2 separate regions of the Homo sapiens genome follow, and region 2 is linked to region 1. Evidence: read pairs that join two places in POLR2A ChIA-PET (ENCODE). Cell type or tissue: IMR-90. All regions are shown on one strand. Links, peaks and the distances in the headings refer to the core of each region. The heading gives the core; the rest is flanking DNA. Region 1 has its middle 24 kb from the start of KCNF1. Region 2 overlaps CIMIP5 (ciliary microtubule inner protein 5).

Region 1 (5,373 bases), core at 169-5,168:
TTTTATGGACTGGGCCCAGGACCTTGCTGCCTGTGCAACATTGGGATATTGTTCCCTGCATCCCAGCTGCTCCAGCTCTAACCATGGCTAAAAGGTCCCCAGATATGTCTCAGGCCACTGCTCCAGAGGGTGCAAGCCATAAGCCTTGGTGGCTTCCACATGGTGTTACGACTGCATGTGTGCAGAGGACAAGAGTTGAGGCTTGGGAGCCTCTGCCTAGATTTCAGAGCATGTATGGAAATGACTGGATTTCTAGGCAGAAACTTGCTGCAGGGGCAGAGCCCTCATGGAAAACCTCTACTAGGGCAACGTGGAAAGGAAATGTGGGGTTGGAGCCCCTGCACACAGTACCCACTGAAGCAATGGCAATGGAGCTGTGAGAAGAGGGCCACCATCCTCCAGAACCCAGAATGGTAGGCCCACCAAAAGCTATACCATGCACCTAGAAAAGCCTCAGGCACTCAATGCCAGCCCATGAAATCAGTCCGGCTTGCATTAGTGTGGCCTAGATGTAAGACATGGAGTCAAAGGAGATTATTTAGAGCTGCAAGATGTAATGACTGCCATGTTGGGTTTCAGACTTTCATGGGGCCTATAGCCCCTTTGTTTTGGTCAGTTTTTCCCTTTTGGAAAGGGAATATTTGCCCAATGCCTATACCCTCATTGTATCTTGGAAATAACTAACTTGTTTTTTATTTTACAGGCTCACAGGCAGAAGGGACTTGCCTTGTCTCAGATGAGACTTTGGACTTTAGATTTTTTAGTTAATGCTGAAATGAGTTAGTATTTTCAGGGGGGCTGTTGGGAAGGCATGACTGTATTTTGAAATGTGAGAAGTACATGAGATTTGGGAGGGACCAGGAGCGGAATGATATGGTTTGGGTCTGTGTCCCCACCCAAATTTCATGTAGAATTGTAATCTCCAGTTTTGGAGGAGGGGCCTGGTGTGAGGTGATTGGATCATGGGGGCAGATTTCCCCCTTGCTGTTCTTGTGATAGTGAATGAGTTTTCATAAGATCTGATTGGTTCAAAGTGTGTAGCACTCCCCTGCCCTTCACTCTCTTCCTCCTGTTCTGGCCATGTAAGACATGCCTCCTTCTCCTTCACCTTCTGCCATGATTGTAAGTTTCCTAAGGCCTCCCCAATCATGCTTCCTGTACAGACTGCAGAACTGTGAGCCAATTAAATCTCTTTTCTTTATAAATTACCCCATCTCAGGTAGTTCTTTATAGTGACGTGAGAACAGACTAACCCACTTGGCCTTGGGGATGCCCTACTCAATTCTCCATGGCTTCTCCCACCCAACAGATGTAATTCACCACTCTGCCCCATCTTGGCCTGTTGGTGCCTAGAATAGACTTCCACCATTTCAGCCAGAGCTCTTTATGTTCCCTGCTCACCTGGGTGGCTCCCTCTCCCACTTTCTGGGCAGAGGGGGGCAGGTACTGAGTCCCATTAACCTTAGCAGCCCCACTACATAGCACATGGCCCCCTCAGCAAGCACCCAGAAAATGGTTTTAAATGGAGAAAATAAAGGAAGGAGCAAAGATGAATAAGAGAATCTACCTACCAGGAACTCCCAGGCTGGTGGAGCAGCCTGAGACAGGCACTGATAAATTCTTACAGCATCCAGCCACCTCCTTACCCCTGTCCCCCCACCCCACCAAACTGTACCCAAACAACACAAAATAAAATCTAAATTCTGGCAAAAAGAAATGTGCTTATTATCTCATCAATGCTATGCCGCGAATGGATCATCTCTATTTGATCACATGAAAACCGAGGCTCAGAGAGGTGGAGTGATTTCTCCAAGGTCACACAGCCCAACATATATTTTTCAAATGTAAACTAATGCTTCAGAGGCCTTAGGAGAGTTCGAGGAGAAAGAAACTGACGGAAAAGGGCAAAAGTGAGAGGAAGGGGCCACATCTCGGGACCCACATTTTCAGAAAGAAAATCCCAAATGTCCCGTATACATGGAACGTGGAATTCTCCCCATTTCTTGGGGTAAGCCTTCTGCTTTGGAGCCTTAAGAGGAGAGAAGGGCTCAGTTGCCATGGTTTTCTGATGGCCGGAGCTGGGAATGCACCCTGCAGCTCACAGTGATATTTGCTTGTTTTAGTTGCATCCCGTGAGTCACACTTGACCCAAGCTTTGTCATTGTTTACTTTACTCCTGAAACTGCAGCAGAGGATGGGGCCATATCCTGCCCTTTGAGATGCTGGGCTTCTTTCGTTCATTCTGCCACTGTCGCCAACAAATATGCCTGGCCTTTACTTACTCATCTACTGACTCATTCATTTGCTCAGTCACCCACTCATTCATTCCCATGTCTGCTCCCTCCGTCATTCACCCACTCCCACTCATGCGGTCCTTCCCGTAGTCACCAAAGTGTTCCCTTGTTTCTTTGTGCATTCACTCATTCACTCACTTATTCATTCTTCTTTGAGGACCTGCTACATGCAGTTGGCCTTCTCTAACAATGCGTTCTGCATGTGCGGATCCAGCCACAGGAAGGTGGAAAGGATTTGAAAAAAATAAATAAATGATAACATACAACAATAAAAAATACAAATAAAAATATAGTATAACAATGATTTGTATAACACATTGTATAGATATTATCAGTTATCCAGAGATGATTTAAAATATACAGGACCAGCAAACTATTACAGTGAACCACACTGTAAAATCGGTGGGGGGAGCCTGGGGCCTGGAGAGACTGTGTGGGGCCCGAGGATATAGAGACAGCCACTGGAGGCCTCCCGCCTGCGGGGTGGGAGAAGAGTCTTCAGCGGTGGGCAGTGAGGATGAGTCCAGCACGGTTAGGAAAGCGAGAGAACGGAGTGAATGAACAGCAGGAGGCCGGGCACGCTGAGGAGAATGAGAAAGTGATGTAGACCAGGGGCCGCCGCCTGAAGAGGGCCACACAGGTCATACAGACAAGGATGCTTGTGTTTCTGGGGACCACATACATCCTGTGAGGAGCCCCAGTGGCCCGGAGGTTGGGGAGCTCAGCTCTCGTCCTCCTTGGAGGCGCGTGCCCCCAAGGAGAAAGCCACTAGGCCAAGTGGGCTGTTCTTTAAAGTCTCTGGGCTCAGTTCCGGAAGACAGACTTGGGGGAGAATGTGACAGAGGGGGTGAGGCAGAGCTTCCAATCATGCTCCCCTACTCCTGCAGGAGCCCCGTGTACTCAGGCCACCCCTTAAAGTCTTGGCCCTGGATTTGTTGCTTTAATTACGGTGACATTTTGCATCTGCACACGAAGCCATCATCACCCAGCAGCAGACGTCGGGGGAGGGAGGGAGGAACTCCACCAAGGGCCAGCTGGCCTGCCCCCGAGATGGCAGGGACGCCCTCAGCTCCAGATCCCGCCTCCCCCACAGCCTCGAAGCACTTGGCCTCCAATTCAGCTTCATTTACTCCACAAACATTACCAAGCACCTTCTCGGGGTCAGTGTGTGCTGAACACTAACAGCACTCCTGCAGGTGCAGCTCAGCGGAACTTCAGCATGGCCCCACAGAGCGGGCTGCACACAGCTGGTCATTTGTGCAGCCGGGATTTGAAGGCGGCGGATGTAGCCTCCTACTCCGGCATCACCTTCCACAGAGCAGCCTCCCAGCCAGCCCTGCCCTCAGGGGCTCATGGCCTGGAGGGAAAGACAGAGCCTGCCCCTCTGGGATGCACCCATCTTTGACAGGCAACAGGAGCCAGGGCCAGAGACACTATTTGTTATTGTTCCCAGGTGTCTATGCCCTTGAGCAACAGTGGGAGGCTGACCTTCAGCCTCCCACAGGACGGGGAGGCTGCCAAAGAAGGAAGACAATGACAGGGAGGCAGAGGGAGGGGCAGGTGGGGGCTTTCCCAGGGATGAGGGGTCTGCCAAACCTAAGAGAAAGTACAGCAGCCAAAATCAAGGGGCACAAGCAGGGCGGGGTGGAGGGAGGGGGACACAGTCGGCCAGCTGGAAAGGGCCTCATGCTCTCCTCCCCTGTAGATGAGGCTGCAAACCCCAGTCTTGCCCCCTCCAACACTTGGAGGAGGAACAGGGATCCAGTGGAGATGGGCACGCGGATGCCAGCACAGGGCAGGTGAGGCAGGATCACGTATTGAGAATCCATGTGTGCTTTGCTCTTCTCTCTCCCTTCCCTTGCGGGAGGCAGGAAGCTTGCCTGGGGAGCCTGTCTCTGTGTGAGGCCATGTGGGTTCTAGGGCTGAAAGCAGAAGTGACTGGAACTGGTCCCCTTCCTGCCCTCTCCAAGCAGAGCATGGTGGGCTACTTTATCTCTAAAGAGGAGACTGACTGTCTTTGAGAAGAGATGGGAACAGCAGGACAGAAAAGAGAGATTTTCCCCACAAGATAACATGGCTCCTGCAAACACTGGGGACCCGCACTCTGTTGCCTGGCAGCAGCCTGGACACAGGTCATGAGGGATCCCAGGGCTGCAGGTTGTCCAGAGGCAGGAGCTGGAACCCAAGTGATGGTACAGTGGGTGGGTGGCTCGTAGGGAGCTAATGCAGACCCGAGAATGCAGGCGCCCCCTTGACTATGTGGTGCTAGAAAAGACCCCAGGACCTGGAAACCACCCAGTGTCCATCAGTGGGTGAATGGATGAGCAAACGTGGCATCGCCGTAGCAGGGAGTATTACTCAGCCCTAAAATGGAATGAGCTGGCACACCCGGCAATGTGGACGAGCCCAGAGCATGATGCTGAGTGAAAGAAGCCAGACACAAAAGGCCACATAGTGCAGGATTCTGTTCATGCGAAACACCCAGGGTAGGTAAATCCCGATGGACAGAGAGCAGGCTGGTGTTGCCAGGGCCTCACAGGTGACTGGGGAGTGGCTGTGTTCCAGGTAGAGGGTGTCCTTTGGGGATGATGAAAGTGTCCTGGAACCAGATGCAGGTGATGGCGGCAAAACACTGTGAATGTGCTGAATGCCACTGGATCGTACTTTTAAAATGACTAGCGGTTCATTTTGTCATGTGAATTTTACCTCACTTTTATAAAAAGGCCCCGTCAGGACCTTTGCCCATCCCTGGGGAGGGAGAAGGAGCCCTAGAGCCCTAGCAAAGACCACCCCCAGTGACGTCCTGGTAGCTCAGAATCCGAGGGACGTTTATTTGGCACAACGAGACCGAAAAGTGTGGTCTACTGAGTTTGTGGAGTGGGATTTGTATCATTTACAGAAGAAGGCGTGGGTATGGAAGAGCTATTTATGGGTCTCATGGGGCAGAAAGGGGTGCTGAAGGAATGAAAGGACCCCTTTCATTCATGGGGTGGTGGGACAGGAGGGCAGCCCTGAGGAAAGCCTGGGAAGACTCGTGAGTCCCGACCCCTCCAGTCCAGGCTGGGAAATGTCTCCTGCG
Region 2 (5,373 bases), core at 146-5,145, 220 kb before region 1:
GTATTTTTAGTACAGACGGGGTTTCGAACTCCTGACCTCAGGTGATCCACCTGCCTTGGCCTCCCAAAGTGCTGGGATTACAGGCATGAGCCACCGCGCCCAGCGTAAAGAGCTTTTTAACAAGCATCAGCAGCAATGACTATAGGAACATCTAGAACCTGTTGAGTGCCTCCTGCGTGCCAGGTGTTTTACTTTCATCATGCCATGTGATAGGTCCCTTGATGCAAGGAGGTGGTCCTGGTTGGAAGTGCCTGGTTCCTGCCACATGGCAGTGGAATCCCCCTCCCTCCTCTTCCCCTTCTGCCCCAGCCTTTATTCCAGGGGTTGGCCAGGATCTGGGCCCCCAGGACTAGCCTTAGGAGGGAACTGCTCCCACCTGGGGTCAGCCTGCGCTAGCACTTGGGGATGCAGGCAGCATGAGGGGCCTTTGAGAGGTATGAGTGCCCCCAGGACCACGCAGGGAGTGGCCTCCTCCATTGTGGAACAAATGCTGCTCCTGGCCCAGGACACTGCAGCCGCCTGCTCTGGGGGTCAGCTGGGTGAGGCAGGGCTGTGGAAGAGGTTTCTTCCTGGCTCCTAGACCCCTCCCTGGCTACTTTGCGTGAAGACCAGGATGCAGTGATGTGGGTGTGTGGCCCTTCGGGGTTAGGCAGACCTCAGCTGTCCTCCTAGCATTGGCCCCTACAGGCTGCATGATCTTGGACAGACCTTAACTTCCCTGTTCCTCAGCGTCATTTTTAAAAGGGGAGAACCATCCCGCTCAGAAGGTTATTGAGAGGCACAGAATAGGTGCTCAACGTATATGGTCATTCCCCACCAGGTGCAAACTAGCAAAACCTTTTTGGGATTTGTGGGCACTGGCTTTGCTCCTGAAGCTGTGGGGATGGGGGCGGTCCTAGGTTGGAGCCAGGTTTGGGCCATGCAGGAAGGCGTTTGGGTCTCAGCCCCCATGCCCAGCGGGACATCTCAAGAGCATGCCAGCTCTTCTGCTTGGAGGATGGCCTCAAAACAGCTGATCTGCGAGGCTCCTCTGTCCCTTCAGGAGGTTGGGGAGTGTCTGGACGGGGGTCTCTACAGTGCACACTCACTGGGATATCTCTGCAGGACAAGATAGTGCCCCCATGTTAGAGACCTCTGCCTCCTCCCCAGCTACATGGCAACCCTGGTCACAATCTGTTACAGGACCCTAACCCCACTCCTGGGCCACAGCTGCACAGAGTGAATCAGCTCCCTGACTGAAGCTGGCCAAGGAGTCTCATTGAAACCACCTTTGCAAAAATTATAACAGGAAATTATGACAATGAAAGAAATCAGACCTAACTGACCCCATCTTGCTTCTAAACTTTAAGCTGTCCTGGTTCCTTCCTGGGCATAGGCTGAACCAACCTTGGGAAGGAATTTAGTTTATGGTTTGACTCTGAAACAAAATTAGTAATAATCCTTTCCCGAAAAGACCACCTTTGTGCCTTGGGACCTGTCTGCCTTTGTAGGACTAACAAATTAGCTACAAGATTAGAAATGACAGTTTAGGGTCAGGCAGCCTCTGGCTGCAAGAGTCTGAACCTTCCCAAATTGTTCCTGGGGATCACATCACTATTGTAAAACCTAAGATCAGTGCTTGAGGTATTTTGCAGCCCCTGCACTGGATGGATCAGCTGACACCACCCAGACCAATTATTTGGCTCAACCAGTTCTGCAATCCCCGCTCGGGAACAGAAGACAGCGAGAAAACTTCACTTCGACCCCCGTGTGATTCCATCTCCATCCTCACCAATCAGCACTTTCCACTTCCCAAGCCCCTACTGGCCAAATTATCTTTAAAAACTTCCATCCCCAGTCGGAGCGCGGTGGCTCACGCCTGTAATCCCAGCACTTTGGGAGGCTGAGGCGTGCAGATCACCTGAGGTCAGGAGTAAGAGACCAGCCTGGCCAACATGGCCAAACCCCGTCTCTACTAAAAACAAAAATTAGCCAGGCATGGTGATTTGTGCCTATAATCCCAGCTACTCTGGTGGCTGAGGCAGGAGAATCACTTGAATCCAGGAGGCACAGGTTGCACTGGGCCGAGATCGTGCCACTGCACTCCAGACAGAGTGGGTGACAGAGCGAGACTCCGTCTAAAACCAAACCAAACCAAACCAAAAACAAAAACACTTCCATCCCCGAATGCTCTGCTCAGGGAGACTGATTTGAGTAATAATTAAGCTCCAATCTCCCGCACAGCTGGCTCTGTGTGAATTGCTCTTTCCCCTGTCTTGATAAATGGGGTCTGTCTAGGCAGCGGGCAAGGTGAGCCCTTTAGGTGGTTACACCTTCACGTGGGAACATGGAATTGAGCAGAAACTGATTCCATGCCTCCCCCACCCTCACCCCCTGACTCTCTTCAACAGAGGAGATCTGAACTCGAGAGCCATTGGTGGTGGCAGTAAACCCAAAATATCTGAGACAGGTCTCAAGCAATTTAAAAGTTTATTTTGCCAACAGGTCCTGACGACACGTCCCCAAGGTGGCTGGGGTACAGCTTGCTTTTGTGCATTTTAGGGAGACCTGAGACATCAATTAATATATGTAAGATATACTTTGGTTCCATCCAGTAACACAGGACAACTCGAAGAGGGGGGCTTCCAGGTCATAGGTAGATAAGAGACAAAAGCTTGCATTCTTTTGAGTCCTTGATCAGCCTTTCAGTGAATTCACAATCTAGTCTGGCTCAGTGAATCTTCATTTTTACATACACAGTAGGTCTGAGGAAGCAATCAGATAAGCATTTCTCTCAGGTGAGCAGAGGAATGATTTTCTGTCCTGCACCTGTTAAGATCAGCTATCAGTTTACATTGCCAGGATGAATTCAACAGAAATGTTTCAGGGTAAAGTTTTGTTTTTTGTTTTTTTTTTTAATTCTTGGCATGATCCTGAGTAGGGTAAAGATCTTGAGGCCCACAAGGAATTTCCTTGTGGGCAAATTGTGAGGGAGGCATGTAGCTGTTTTATCTTTATAGCCATCTTATTCAGGAATTAAAATGGGAGGCAGGTTCCCAGCTTGACTTTTCCCTTAGCTTAGTGATTTTGGAGTTGAGATTTATTTTTCTTTCACAGTGGCCATTCCCCCACCTTCATTAAAAAAAAAAATTCCTAAACCACCGGGCACGGTGGCTCACACCTGTAATCCCAGCACTTTGGGAGGCTGAGGCTGGCAGATCACCTGAGGTCAAGAGTTCAAGACCAGCCTGGCCAATGTGGTGAAACCCTGTCTCTACAAAAATACAAAAATTAGCCGGGCATGGTGGCAGGTGCATGTCATCCCAGCTACTCGGGAGGCTGAGGCAGGAGAATTGCTTGAACCTGGGAAGCGGAGGCTGCAGTGAGCCAAGATGGCACCACTGCACTCCAGCCTGGGTGATAGAGCGAGACTCCATCTCAAAAAAAAAAGAAAAAAAATCCTAAACACAAATTTTTCGTTAAGCCACTTGCAAGTTTGTTATATACATCATGGGACTTTTCAGCAAACACCTCCTAAGAACAAGGGCTTTCGGCTGGGCACAGTGGCTCACGCCTGTAATCCCAGCACTTTGGGAGGTTGAGGCGAGTGGATCACGAGGTTCGAGACCAGCCCGGCCAGAATGGTGAAACCCCGTCTCTACTAAAGATACAAAAAATTAGCTGGGCATGGTGGCACGCACCCGTAATCCCAGCTACTCGGGAGGCTGAGGCAGGAGAATCGCTTGAACCCGGGAGGTGGAGGTTTGCAGTGAGCCAAGATTGTGCCATTGTACTCCAACCTGGGCAATGGGGTGAGACGCCGTCTCAAAAACAAACAAACAAAAAGAACAAGGACTTTCTTCTACAGAGCCTCAATGGACTCACCACACTCTGCACTTTCTCACTGATACAATGGTGTTAGCTAACATTTAGTCTGCAAAGTGTCCTTTAGAGCTGCTTTTGCTTTCACCCAGGATCCAGTCAAGGATCACGGGCTGAATCACTTCTTCAGCCTTTCTTTGTCTTTTATGACATTGACTTTTTTTATTTTTATTTTATTTTAATTAATTAATTAATTTTTTTTGAGATAGGGTCTCATTCTGTCACCCAGGCTGGAAGGCAGTGATCAGATCATAAATCACTGCAGCCTTGACTTCCTGGGCTCAGGTGATTCTCCCATCTCAGCCTCCCAAGTAGCTGGGACTATAGGCCTGCATCACCACACCTGGCTAATTTTTTGTATTTTTAGCAGAGATGCGGTTTCAGCATGTTGTACAGGCTGGTCTCAAACTCCTGAGCTCAAGCGATACTTTTACCTCGGCCTCCCAAAGTGCCGGCATTATGGGCGTGAGTCACAGCGCCTGGCAGACATTGACATTTTTGAAGAATCAAGGCCAACTCTTTGGCAGAATATTTCTCAATTTGGGTTTGCCAGGAGTTTCTTCCTGATTATATTCTAGTTACTTTTTTTTTTTTTGGCAAGAGTGCTTCCTAGGTAAGTAGGTAGCGTTGTCCTCAGTGAACCACACCAGGGGAGCACGGTGTCAGCTGTCCTGTTATTGGTGAGGTTTGGCTTAATAGTTTGGTTAAGGCAGTATCTTCTAGATTTCAGCATTTACCGTTCTCTAAGAATCTTTCACTCAGTCGTTTTAGTGTCTTTTATTGATTCTTGCCTAAGTCAGTTATTGCTGAGTCATTAAATGCTGATTTTTCTGTTATCATTTATTCTGCATTCTTCAATAGAAAAGAGTTTTCATGGCCAGGCGCAGTGGCTCATGTCTGTAATCCCAGCACTTTGGGAGGCCGAGGCGGGCGGATCACCTGCGGTCAGGAGTTCGAGACCAGCTTGGCCAACATGGTGAACCCCCGTCTCTACTAAAAATACAAAAATTAGCCAGGCATGGTGGCGGGTGCCTGTAATCCTAGCTACTTGGAGGCCGAGGCAGGAGAATCGCTTGAACCCAGGAGGCGAAGGTTGCAGTGAGCGAGATCGCACTATCGCACTCCAGCCTGGGGGACGAGAGCGAGACTTCATCTCAAAAAAAAAAAAAAAAAAAAGAGTTTTCATTAGTACTTAAAATTTAAAAAAATTATTGGTATGAACCCATGGATTATTTGTTATTGTTATTATTATTAATGTTATTTGGTGGGGCTTGTGGCACTGGCTGGGGGTGGGCATGGGCGTGGTCAGGGTGGCCTATTACTGTTCTTCATTTCGATGCTCATATTGTCCCAAATTTAGGCTGGTCCTTGTATCCCTTTTCCATATTTTCATCACTTTTTGAATTTTTCTTAGTTTCTGGCACAGGAAGTTGCTCCAGGCTCGCCTTGTACTTTCCGTGGATAGAAGTCATTTTTTATCATGTGGAAAGTTGGCTGGGCGCAGTGGCTCAT

The links. Peaks named below come from ENCODE experiments on the same cell type or tissue, not always from the same donor. Only the 100,000 strongest peaks of a DNase experiment are listed, where the experiment ranks them.
Region 2: POLR2A ChIA-PET joins it to region 1 with 5 read pairs; 3 of 35 experiments call an interaction of 5 or more read pairs at or near these places.

The regions. Positions count from the first base shown.
Region 1 is chr2:10,933,209-10,938,581 of GRCh38, reverse strand. No RefSeq gene overlaps it. Among named protein-coding and RNA genes, the nearest start is that of KCNF1, 24 kb to the right of the region's middle. RefSeq lists an enhancer at 1,859-3,058. In IMR-90, for the core only: a CTCF peak has its summit at 2,069; a DNase peak (open chromatin) is centred at 2,271; H3K27ac peaks cover 2,749 bases.
Region 2 is chr2:11,148,397-11,153,769 of GRCh38, reverse strand. It overlaps CIMIP5 (ciliary microtubule inner protein 5), which reads right to left. Exons shown (of 3, transcript NM_001371321.1): 3 at 2,453-5,373. Among named protein-coding and RNA genes, the nearest start is that of SLC66A3, 4.4 kb to the left of the region's middle. RefSeq lists an enhancer at 972-1,472. In IMR-90, for the core only: no CTCF peak of the experiment used is centred there; no DNase peak of the experiment used is centred there; H3K27me3 peaks cover 177 bases.